2 separate regions of the Homo sapiens genome follow, and region 2 is linked to region 1. The links are chromatin contacts, found by Hi-C or POLR2A ChIA-PET in ENCODE. All regions are on one chromosome and are shown on one strand. The core of a region is the stretch at or near the end of the contact, and the rest is flanking DNA. Distances in the headings are between cores, read along the strand shown. Region 1 holds the start of HPS4 (HPS4 biogenesis of lysosomal organelles complex 3 subunit 2). Region 2 holds the start of GUCD1 (guanylyl cyclase domain containing 1).

Region 1 (5,659 bases), core at 1,604-4,103:
ACAAATAAATAAAGCACCAACTTGGTCTCTTGGCACTGTCCTCTTTCCCAATACCTAAGGCTGGATGTACAACTGGCTGCAGGGTAAGCTCAGATCAAAAAGCCTCAAAAAAGTTTCAAAGCCAACTCAGAAACTCCATGTGCACCCCATCCTCCCCTGTCCCCACGTTCTCTTGATGAAAGCATCCCTGCTTGTGCGGGCACACGAAAGAAAACTTGGGTGTCATTTTGAACTGCTCCATCTTTTTGACTTCCACATAAATAATCAGTCACTAAATCCTGCTAATTCTAGCTAAACCTGCTTTTCACCTTCATCTCCTCTATGACTGATGTTTGCTAAACCTAATTATGGGAAAGGATTAACGCATTTAGGGTTGAGAAGGGAACTGGGTTTCAGACAGACATTGAGTAATACCCCTTGATACCCAGTCTGGCCAGACCTCTCCTCATGCTGTAATTCTCAAATGCAACCATACCTCATCTCTGCAAATTGAAGACTACAATATTCACATTATCATCAAAGCTCGCTGCATGATCAGGCTGTGGCTATCTTTTCTACAATCTCCCAGCAATGCCAGACTCATTCAAACATTGGGAGAGGCTTGCAAGGTTAAAACATGTTAGCTTTGGAGAGCGATGGCTCACGTGCTTGATTCAGCTGCTCTGAGGAAAATGGCATTTTTATTGTTATGTTAATAAAATTAACACAATCTGGCTGGGGATTTTCAATTAACCCCAAAACTCTAACCAACAGCCCAGCAAAAGCTATGCCATGGCAGGCCTTGTTACTCACCACGAGGCTGACTTTGCCTCTGTGGAGGTAGAGGTGGCCATCTACTGTGCAGTCATCCTCATTCTCTTCATTTAGGTTTTCTTTTCCGGTATCACTTCTTTCTCCCTAGCTGTGACCGTTCCTCTATCCCCCAATCCAGTGAATCTGGACGTGGTAGGTTTCAGTGTTTTCAGTCACAACTGCCACTTGGTTAGTTTTCACTCAGCATGGAAAGTTCCACTTCCCTTCCTTGCAGGTTCTTCAGTTTCATGTATATTTCCATGCCTCTTACAACTCAGGGAGAAACTATAACAGAGAATCCTAGCAGAAAAGTCAAATCCATTCCTCTGGTTTCCTAAGTATCACTGTGGCTGTCTGCAGAACCACCTCTTCAAGCTCCTCTCCAGGAAAGCCAAAAGTGGGAGATGCATGCTAGAGCTGGTGTTCTAAAGAAATTTCTAGCTTGTCTAGTTCAAACCCATCCTGAAGACTCTTATTAAACGTTTTGAAGTTTCCAGTTCAAACATCAGTGCCTTGGCTCTGAAATAAACACAAGGAATAGATATTTCAGCAACTCGTGAGAGAGCATGTGACCCAGCAGGATTAAACGAATGGTATATTTCAAAAGAGCTTTCTGTGAGGGTGACAATCATGCTTCAAAATCAAAGAGGGAGGCTTGCAGAGACTTCAGAGTAAGGGCTTTAGTTTCTCGAACAGTTAAGGGAAACACACCACAAGCTTCACGGAAGATAAAATCAAATGACAGGGTGAAAATGCTCTAGGTGTGGACAGCTATACAAATAAACCAGTTGCTGTGGTAATAATGGAACCCAAATTAAGGAACTGTCATCTTGACAGTCCAAAAGTAACCTGAACATGCAGAATTCCAGAGCAGGGCAAATTTCTAAAAAATGAAGAGAACTTTATCAAATGGCTTTCAAACTTCCACAAGAGAAAGACAGCTCAGTGTATCACGGAATTTCAGAGTCGGAAGGAACCCTGGCATCGTTTACTCTACTCTCCTGCACTCTTTTCCAAAAATTACCTTGGCTGTCTCTGCTTTACACCCTCCAGAGATGCGTGGTTCACTATGTTACATTTCTCCTTCCAACAAACTAAAATCTGCGTTCCAGATTTTACATCTGCCTCCCACTCGCTAGTCTGGATAACGCTCTGCAGGAAAACACAAAACAAGGTCTAATTCTTCCATGTGACAACCTCTTGGTCACTTCAAAACTATTGTCTAATTCTTACTGTCACTTTCTCCAAGCTTAATGCTTTAGCAACATGGTCTCAAATGTTTGCTCACCATTCTGCAATCTGTGGGTACACAATACAGTTTGTTAAAAGTCTCTAGAGACGACCCCCATTGAATATTTGACGGCCTGTAAAATCTCTATCTCTTCTCAGCTCTAGATATTTTGGATTGGGCCTCCACAGGACCACACTCATTGTATTCTATGGAGCATATTTGGGTGCCTGTGGAGGGGGTATCTCTGTTACTGGAACCAAGGACAGCAGCCTAAAACTCCCCATCCCTTGTTCCCAGAGGACTGGGCCCTACACTACCGAGGTCCTCTCTTATCTCTGAAAGGTCCAGAAGAGACCAATAATGGCCCTGGAGTAGGAAGAGACGTCGGAACATGAGCAGAAAAGGATCTGGTAGCCTGGGAAGTAATAGTAACAACGCGGGGCTGGGGCTGGTGATACTGCTGTGGGAAGGGGCCTCAGTGGGGCAGCAGGGCTGGAAAACGGACGCTAATGGCTGGAAAAGGGCCAGGAAGCTGCTGGGCGCAGCCCCCGGGGCGCAGGCAGCGACTGGTAACAGCACTAGGGCTGTGCGGTGTCTGGCCCCAGCTCTACGGGACTGGGAAATGGTGGGCGAACGCCTAAGGATTAGGCGGGGTCGGGTCACGCTCTAAGCTGGGGGCCCGCCCCTCGGTATCCCCGCGCTCCGAGCGCCGCCCACCCACCGGAGTAGCCAGGCATCCCAGTGCTCGGGGTTCGGGACTCTGGACCAGAAATGTGGGCAGCAGCTGGGTACCTGCGACTTCTGCCCCGTACCTGCGCGCGCGGCAGAGAGGCCTTAGGTCACGCGCCGCCCCGCCTACCTCCCCCTCCAGCTCCTGGCAAGCCGGCGCGCGGCGATGACGTGCCGAGTGCGCCGCACGCCGCTGACGTCAGAGACCAATGGCTGCGGCCGCAGCTGCGGCGCTGGAATCCTGGCAGGCGGCGGCTCCGCGGAAGAGGCGCTCCGCGGCTCGACGGCCGCGGCGGAGGGAGGCGGCGCCCCGGGGGAGAGAGGCGGCGCCCCGGGGGAGAGAGGCGGCGCCCCGGGGCCCCGAGGCGGAGTTCGAGTCTGACAGCGGAGTCGTGCTTCGTCGCATCTGGGAGGCTGAGTGAGTGCAGGCTCGGCCCTGATGGAATCTTTGCGCCCATGGGCAATTCTGAGCCACAGTCTCCCCATCTGTAGAGTGGAGATATAATGCACACCCTTTAAGGAGTTATTGTGAAGAGTTAACGTAGGTAACGAGCTCATTAAAGATGTGGATTATAGTAAGCGCTCAGTTAAAGGTCGTCTTTCCTTTTATTACGGTTACAGCTGCGTGACCTTGGACAATTTATAATCTCTGTGCCTCAGTTTTCTCATCTGTGAGATGGGGATGAAAATAGTACATACGTAGGTTTGTTTTGAGGATTCAATGAATTAGTAAACGGAAACCATTTTCTGGCACGTGGTAAGCACTGTGCCAGTGTTTGCTATTAATATTATGCCGATGTTGATATTATTGGTGGTGGTGACACGAGGGAAGCAACATGAACACGTGACTGCTATCATCAGGCAGCTGCTATGTGCCTGACATTAGCTTAATCATTCTACACACTTTATGTTAAACATTGCAGGCATACTAGGACCCTGGTAGCTCACTGATTCTCAAAGAGACAAAGAAAATGTGTGGAACCAGATTTCAAACCCAGGTCTTTGTGACAAAAACCAGTGCTTCCAGCTTTCCATTATGCTTGTTGCTTATCCCAGCCCAGATTCTCACATACCTTGCTCTGTACCTTAGAAAGTACATAGAGAGTGCCTAATACAGAGGAAACACTCAATAAATGTTACTTATTATTGTTATTTAGTATTATTATCTTTATTCGCAGTTTTGTTTAGGCTCAATAAATAACAGCTTTAGTTAGCACTTAAGATCAGCATCCGAAGGGCCGTCACAAGGGGAGAAATTAGATTAATTTTGTGTGCTCCTCTCCCCTAGAATTAGGGTCAAGAGGCAGTAATGTCCCAGAGTTTACCTCTGAAGAGAAAGTTGCTGACCATTTGGCTCAGCCTGAATAAAAAGCACCTGCGATTATTTTTAAGCTCTCAGAGGATGCCAGTGAGAGTGAATGTGCCTAGGGGTTTGGAAAACTCAAGGCATTTTTCATATCCCTTGACACTGTCACGATCTCCTCAACTGCTTCAGTATTCCCCAGGAGCTCCTTGCTTCTCCCAACACCCAAGTGTGGTGCAATCACCATCGCTCTGAGTAGAGATTGAGCCAGCATTTTACACGCATATCTGTGTACGCATTTACCAGTTCATAAAGCATTCCTGTGTACATCAGAACTCTCTACCCTCTGTGAGAAACGTGCAGCAGCCTCTGGGCCGACTTTCAATTCTCTGTACTCCTTTCTGAACCCCATAATCACTGTCTCTGGCTGTGGCTTGTCAGTTTAAATCCAGTTCATTTTAATTCACTGTTGACTTTCTTTTGCTCTGGGTCTGTAAAACCAGTTGACTTGAATAAAGAAAGCCCAGACACTTGGTTTTGTCTCTTTACTTTCCCCTTAAAACTATTTATAATAACAAATACCATTTGTTGAGTACCTGCTATGTGCCAGACACTGGGCTAAGAATGTTAACCCATTTTATGCCTCTAAACTCCTCCGTGTTGGGAATGATTTTTATCCCCATTTTAGAGATGAGGAAACTAAAGCTCAGAAAGGCTAATTCTGAGCACTTAACAACCATTTATTGAGCTGCAATTCTATGCTAGGCTCTGTTGTAGACTGAGAATAGACCCAGATCTCTCTCTGGGAATCAAGGACCTCCTCCAGCATACTCTCTCCTGCAGTCTCTGAGCCCCAGCAGTATGTGCTCTGGCTCTGGACATATTCAACATATATCCCCCTCCTATCACTTGGTAAGGGTGGGCCCTGCATTGCAGGGCACCTCATTCTGTAAGCATTCAGGTCATGATCAGGAAAGTTACTGTTGGGGCAGCCCTGAGATGGGTGGGACATGACTGTGCCATTTTTTTTCTCAACAGGAAGGACCTGTTTATCTCTGATTTCTGGAGTTCAGCACTAGGTGGGTACCACTTGGCCAATGGTAGGGATTGTGGGGCAGAAAAGAGAATCAGTCCTCATTTGAGGACATTTTGCTTCACAGAGGGATAACTTGCTGGGTTCTAACGCCGCCCGCCCCTTACAGCTGTATGTCTTTTGGCACTTAATTCTGATCCTCAGTTTCTTTATCTGTGAAATGGAGATAATGTGTATATCCTATAGTTTTGAGAATTGAAGCTGTTTAGTTAAATGCTTGCCTGCTGTATACAAGGCAATAAATGTTGTCATTATTATTGCTGAAATTTATATTTATCCTGTTCCTTTTCCATGATATTACAATGTAGCCTTTTCCTCGTGCAGTGATAATCTCTTCCTAAACATAGTGTGTGGGTGGCGACATAATATTTATGCATGGAGTGGACATACCATAGGTATCATTTTTATTGTGGGACATTTAGTTTTCTTCTGTTGTTTTTCAGTTATTATTTTAGGACAGTGTCTTACTCTTCGCCTAGGCTGGAGTACAATGATGCAATCATAGTTCACT
Region 2 (5,659 bases), core at 1,175-3,674, 1.9 Mb before region 1:
GAGCCAAAATTACGCCACTGCACTACAGCCTGGGCGACAGAGTGAGACTCCATCTCAAAAAAAAAAAAAGGAAAAGGAAAAAAAAGAACTTTTTGTTTTCTTCTGAAACAGGGTCTCACTCTGTCGCCCAGGCTGGAGTGCAGTGGTGTGACCAGAGCTCACTGCAGCCCTGAACTCCCAGGCTCAAGGGATCCTCTGACCTTAGCCTCCTGAGCAGCTGGAACTATGGGCACACGCTACCACACCCAGATAATTAAAAATAAAATAAGCCCTCACTGTTTGCTAGGCTCTGGGGACACAAAGGTAACTAAAGACCCACCCAAGCCCTGACCCCTAGGGACTCATAAAGAGCTGAGCAGTGGGAGAGCTCTATGCAGGATGTTGTGCTGTCACGGTGAATGCCTGCCTGTTCAAGAACCCCTCACAGCAGCCACACACTGCCTTTTTGTTTTTCTCTACTCATACTGTTTCCTCCCCAGCTTTTGCTCTTGCACATCCCTTAGTCTAGGAGTGTCCAATCTTTTGGCTTCCCTGGGCCACACTGGAAGAATTGTCTTGGGCCACACATAAACTACACTATCACTAATGATAGCTGATGAGCCTTAGTCTGAAATGTTAATGTTGTCTCCATGCTCTAATCCCTCTCACTCTCAGGGCCCCTCAATATGGAGTCCTTAAAGAGGCAATGAGAATTCTTCAGTGGCAGATGGGGATGAGGTTGCATTTGCCTCCTTCCAACCCTCAGCCCAGAGTAGGCACTTAGATATGCTTGGGGAATGGAAGGCGTTTTCCAAAAAGACCTCATACCTTGAGATGCCCAGGCCTACTTGTCACTTCCCTGCTCTGCACCCCTCCTCCCCCAGGCTTCCAGACTACAGCCCTCTGTGTGAGGCTCCCTCCTTACTCTGTGGCTTGGGCTGTGACACTGACTAGCTGGGCTATCTTCTGCCAGGCTATGACTGTCCATGCCTTTCCATGTCCAGCTATAAAATGTGGCACAAGACAGCAGCTCTCTCTCAGAGACTCAGCTGCGCCTCCTCCTCTTGCCCTGCGCTCTAGAACTCCTTGATCCTGAGGCCTGGCAGGCCCCACAGGGCCATCTCCAGCCTCGGCAAGGGCGGATCGGACCTAGAGGTGCTCATGTTGGGGGTGATAAGGTTAGGCGAGGCCTTGGCATCTGTCCCCATAACAGCTTTAGCCTTCTAAACACAAAGCCACAGCCAGACGTTGCTGCCTGGAGCCAAAGGGCTGCCTGGAAGGCCCTGGCCTGAGCTCAGTTAGTGGCTGTCACTAAGGAAGGCAAGCAGTGCACTAGCCTTTAATACTTAACCCATCTCAGACTCAGTCTGCTCAGCTGCAAAAGTGCAAATCACAGTGGGCACCTACTTCACTGGTTCGTTATGAGGATTAATGAGGCACTGCATGTAAACAACTGCACGCAGCGCGCGCCTGCCTCATAGAACACTCCCTGTGAATGTAAGCCATTCCTCCTCTGAGGCTCAGGAAAGGCAAGTATCTTGTCTCAGACCACAGGGCTAGACAACTGGAGGAGGAGGGTTGTAAATCCCCCACCAACTCCACACAGCAGACACAAAAGGGAACACTCCCTGGGAGTGACACCTGAAGGTCAGGGTCCCACATGCTGTTGACCTCTTCCACAGTTGGCACTTCACTTCAGAGTTTACTAGCTAGAACTCCGTTTGTCATCAACCCCGCGCCTTCAGCAGGACAGGAATCACGTCTTCCCCCTCCCCTACGTCTTGGGCAAGCAAACTAACGGCCAAGACATTGAATACCAGTCCGGGTCTCCGCCCCAAAGGGGCTCAGGCTACCGCGTGGCAGAGAGAACGAAAGTGAAGAACAAGAGCAAGACAAAACGCCGAGTCTCGGAGGCCAGGGCACTGGCCCTTCCATTGCTCGGTGCTCTCGGCCAGTTTCCTGCCCTTCCCAGCCTCAGTCCTCCACGGTTTCCCAAGGCATGGGAGCTCCCAAGGCGGCTCCAGCAGGACTTTTCGCTTCTGGGGAAGGTGGTGCCCCTGCTACCCGGACCTTCCCACCATGCTGACAAGGGTCGCAATCCTGCGAGTGTCAGGAAACCCCCACTGACTGGAACCAGGCGGGTGTGGGGGCGAGGCGGGAGTCGGCCCAAGGTCGCGCGACTGGACCCTGCCCCGCGCTAGGGAGGGGTCCCTTTCGTTCCTAGGGTGAAGACTGGGCCCACAGAGAGGCACTGACCGGGCTCGAGCGGCGGCCCCGCTGCCTCCGCCTCCGTCCTCATGACCCGGGCGGCGCGGGGCGCCCATGGCCCCGGCCCAGAGCGGGCTACAGCTTCCGCTTCGGCTGGGGCGGGAGGGCGGTCGGTGCGTGTCGAGTTCCTTCTCCGCCACCGCCGCCGCTGCGGAGGAGAGAACGGGAGGCGGCGGCTGGGCCGCCCCAAGCGCCGCCCCAGCCCTTCCAGGTCTCGAATCTGGAGGCCCCGCCCCCTCCTTAGGCCCCGCCCCAAACTTTGATCTTAGAGGTCCCCAGCCTCTTGATTTAAGTCTGCTCCGGCCATTCGCCGCCTCAGCGTTGAGTGGCCCCACCCTCTCGCCCAATCCTCGCGCAGACGCGCAGCTCACCAGGACGCGGGCCCCGGAAGCCCCGCCCCTTTCTTTGAGCCCCGCCCCAAAGCTCGTGCATTTCCTGAATAGAGGCTCGTCCCTTCGGCAAGCCCCGCCTCTGCCGGGTCCCGCTCTTTTGCCAGTCCTAGGTGTAAGCCCTGATCCCGCCCAGTGCATCCCCGAGGCCCCAAGCAACTCTCCTCCAACTGTCTTTAGGGATAACCCTGAGCGGGCAGCCGCTCTACTCTATACCTAACTTTATCCGTACCAGATACCTAGCCTCACTCAGGGCCCCCCTTACCTGGCGGTGCCGGGATCAACAAATGAAATTGTGACGGGAAGTCCTGGCCCTTGGCCCAACCTCCTGCTGTCCCCGGTCTGAGGGCCCAAGCCCCGCGTCTCCGCCTTGCCGTCCAGCCTGTCCTTGGTGTGGGGTGCTTGGAAGTGTGAGCACCCTCTCTGGCTCTTTGCCGGCCCCAAGGGTCGTTGCGGCGGCCCCCGGGCCCAGTCATCAGCCCTCTTTTCCGGTGCCGGAACTATCGTACTGGTGCCCTAGTTTCCCAGCCGGCAGGCGGAGTGAGGAGGAAGCGGAGGCGAGACCGCGCTCAACACTGGGGAAAGGAAGGAGGCGGGCCCTGCGCGCAGCATTTTGGGAAAGAGTGGAATTCTGGGTGTTAGGCCCGCCATTCGCTTGACTCACGCCTTCGCCGTAGCATCTTTCGCAGCGGACCGAAGAGAAGAAAAGTAGGCCAGAGCCGGTGAGGCTGGGGACGGGCGAGGGGAGGTCGAGGCGCCTGTGAGGGGCCAGGGGCTGGAGAAAGACTTGCTGCATGGAACTCTGCGGGGCTCGGGGAGGGAAGAAAGCGGGAAGCTTGGGCCACCCAAACATCAGCGTCGCCTCACTAGCTCCTGGAAGTAAGTTCATTAGCTTTCCCCTCAACGTGCATGCTTCTCACATTCTGTATCTCTCCAGGTGAGTGTTTTTCAAAGCTTCCAGGCAGTAATCTCGAAGTCATTTCTGATTGACTATCTCCTTCCCCCAAATCCTATGAGTTTTTTTTTGTTTTTTTTTTTTTAAGTAGAGACGGGGTTTCACCATGTTGCCCTGGCTGGTCTCGAACTCCTGGGCTCAAGGGATCCACCGGCCTCGGCCTTCCAAAGTGCTGGGATTACAGGCGTGAGCCACCGCGCCCAGCCGGTCATTTTTTAAAAAGTTCTTTGTATCTCTGCCCCAGTCCCCTTTCAGGCAATGGTCCCCTCATGCTTTCCACACTGTTGCAGCAGTTTTAACTGTTGCAGAAGTTTTAACAAGTTTCTCTGCTTCTAAACCTTACGTTCTATCCATTTTGTAAATAAATGCTGCTATCTTTTCATTGCGTCATTCTTTACATATAATTCTGCAGTGGTTCTCCACTACCTTCAGCATAAAATCTAGACTCCTAAGGCTGAAAGCCAGGGATCCTCACCAAAGGAGCCTGTCCTTTCAACCTCATGTTCTCCTGTCTTAGGTACGCTTAAGTTGAAACTTAGAGTTGTTGCTCATCTCAATAAAAAGTTCACTGCTTGATGCTTTTGATTAGGTCAAGTCAGGTGCTTTCCCTGATTTTCCTCCATGACAAGCATTTCCTGCATATAGCACGTTGTCACTTTGATATTTTCTCAATATCCTTGATAGTAAAATAAGTGAAGGGTTAAAGGGCTGAATTAAAAGTACAGCCTGCTCTCCTAGATGTGCATGGTCCTTTGGTCTGTATCTGCACCTTCCATAGGGTAGCCACTAGCTACATGTGGCCGTTGAGGACTTGGAATATGGCCACTGGGATTGAGGGACTGGGTTTTTTTATTTTAATTCTATTGTGTTTTAGTTAAGTTTAATTTAAATAGCTACGTGTGTACATGAGCTGCTGTATTGGACAGCTCGGGCCTGTATTATTCTCAAAACGTAATCATCTACAATTAAGGGTTAACAAATAACAGTGCAACAAATTAACATTCCAGTCCCCCTCCCCTGACACACACAGTATTGGCTAATGGTCCTTTAGCTGAAGATTAAGGGACATAGGGTAGCGGGGACACATGACCCATGGGAGATGCTCTCTTTTCATTCCTAGTTTTACTTCTGTCCATCCCATCATTCCTCCTCACCCCACATCTTGCACATATTTGCCAGATAGTTTCCTCCAAACCAGGAGCTGAGCTTTTTTTTTTTTCCTTGGTAGAAAATGCAGCTTTGGTGTTTTTGCTAAGTTTTATGGAGTGCCAGGCCTTAAAGGAAGCATGATGTGTGCCACATGCCTTTTCAGACTCTGAAAGATGAACTGACTGTTGTCTCTCTCATTGTAGAACTCTCTTCCTGCCAAGATGTCTATTGGTGTGCCGATTAAAGTACTGCATGAGGCCGAGGGCCACATTGTGACATGTGAGACGAACACCGGTGAGGTATATCGGGGGAAGCTCATTGAAGCAGAGGACAACATGAACTGCCAGGTATTCTGCTTTGCATGTGAGGCTGTGTGGGAGGAATGGCCCTGTGTCTTGAAGGACAGAAAAGTGTGTGTTGAGGGTCTCTGGAAATTGTTCTCATTCAGCAGTGATTTCCTAAGTGCCTAATGCATACCAGTCAGGTGCTGTTATAGGCTCTGGGGGTGTGGGCATGAACGAGACACATAATCTTGAGGCAGAAAAGCCATTTGGAGGTTTGGAATATTTTACTTTGTCCTTTTTGTTTTTTCCATCCCCAAATATGGGGGTCTATTTGGGAGAAGTGCTACTTCCTTCAGTAGAATCCTTCAGATTCAGGGCCATTATCCATTTGCCTCCACTTGCTTTGCGATTAGCAGAATCTTCTCACCTACTGTATTTGTTTCCCTTTTCTCTTGGAGGAGGAGTCTCATTTGATTATTGCAACTACCTTGTGAGGTAAGCAGGTTTGGTGATAGTCTTGTCATCCATAAAATAGGGAGAATGAGATTAAAGGGCTCATCACTCTGATGATAAATAATGGAGTAGTTTCCTGATATGGTGTCCTTCTCATGGCACAACTTTGCCTTTTGCATAGT

Evidence for each region. A loop is a pair of places that touch in the nucleus more often than their neighbours do. ChIA-PET counts read pairs that join two places held with the same protein, here RNA polymerase II (POLR2A). Pooled maps may share reads with other maps.
Region 2: a map of naive thymus-derived CD4-positive, alpha-beta T cell shows a loop between it and region 1 (11-fold over the local background). The contact joins the promoter of GUCD1 here to the promoter of HPS4 in region 1. A Hi-C loop is called at or near these places in 1 of 168 maps with a recorded cell type or tissue (naive thymus-derived CD4-positive, alpha-beta T cell) and 9 of 50 pooled maps. POLR2A ChIA-PET finds 5 or more read pairs at or near these places in 1 of 52 experiments (PC-9).

The regions. Positions count from the first base shown.
Region 1 is chr22:26,480,930-26,486,588 of GRCh38, forward strand. HPS4 (HPS4 biogenesis of lysosomal organelles complex 3 subunit 2) reads right to left here and starts at 2,854. Exons shown (of 14, transcript NM_022081.6): 1 at 2,745-2,854; 2 at 793-1,311. The coding sequence starts at 833. It overlaps SRRD (SRR1 domain containing), which reads left to right and starts at 2,948. Exons shown (of 7, transcript NM_001013694.3): 1 at 2,948-3,170; 2 at 5,094-5,134. The coding sequence starts at 2,962. RefSeq lists an enhancer at 2,902-3,021 and a silencer at 3,042-3,131.
Region 2 is chr22:24,552,714-24,558,372 of GRCh38, forward strand. GUCD1 (guanylyl cyclase domain containing 1) reads right to left here and starts at 2,425. Exons shown (of 6, transcript NM_001284254.2): 1 at 2,236-2,425. The coding sequence starts at 2,278. It overlaps SNRPD3 (small nuclear ribonucleoprotein D3 polypeptide), which reads left to right and starts at 3,286. Exons shown (of 4, transcript NM_004175.5): 1 at 3,286-3,358; 2 at 4,944-5,087. The coding sequence starts at 4,962. RefSeq lists a silencer at 2,174-2,533 and an enhancer at 2,994-3,093.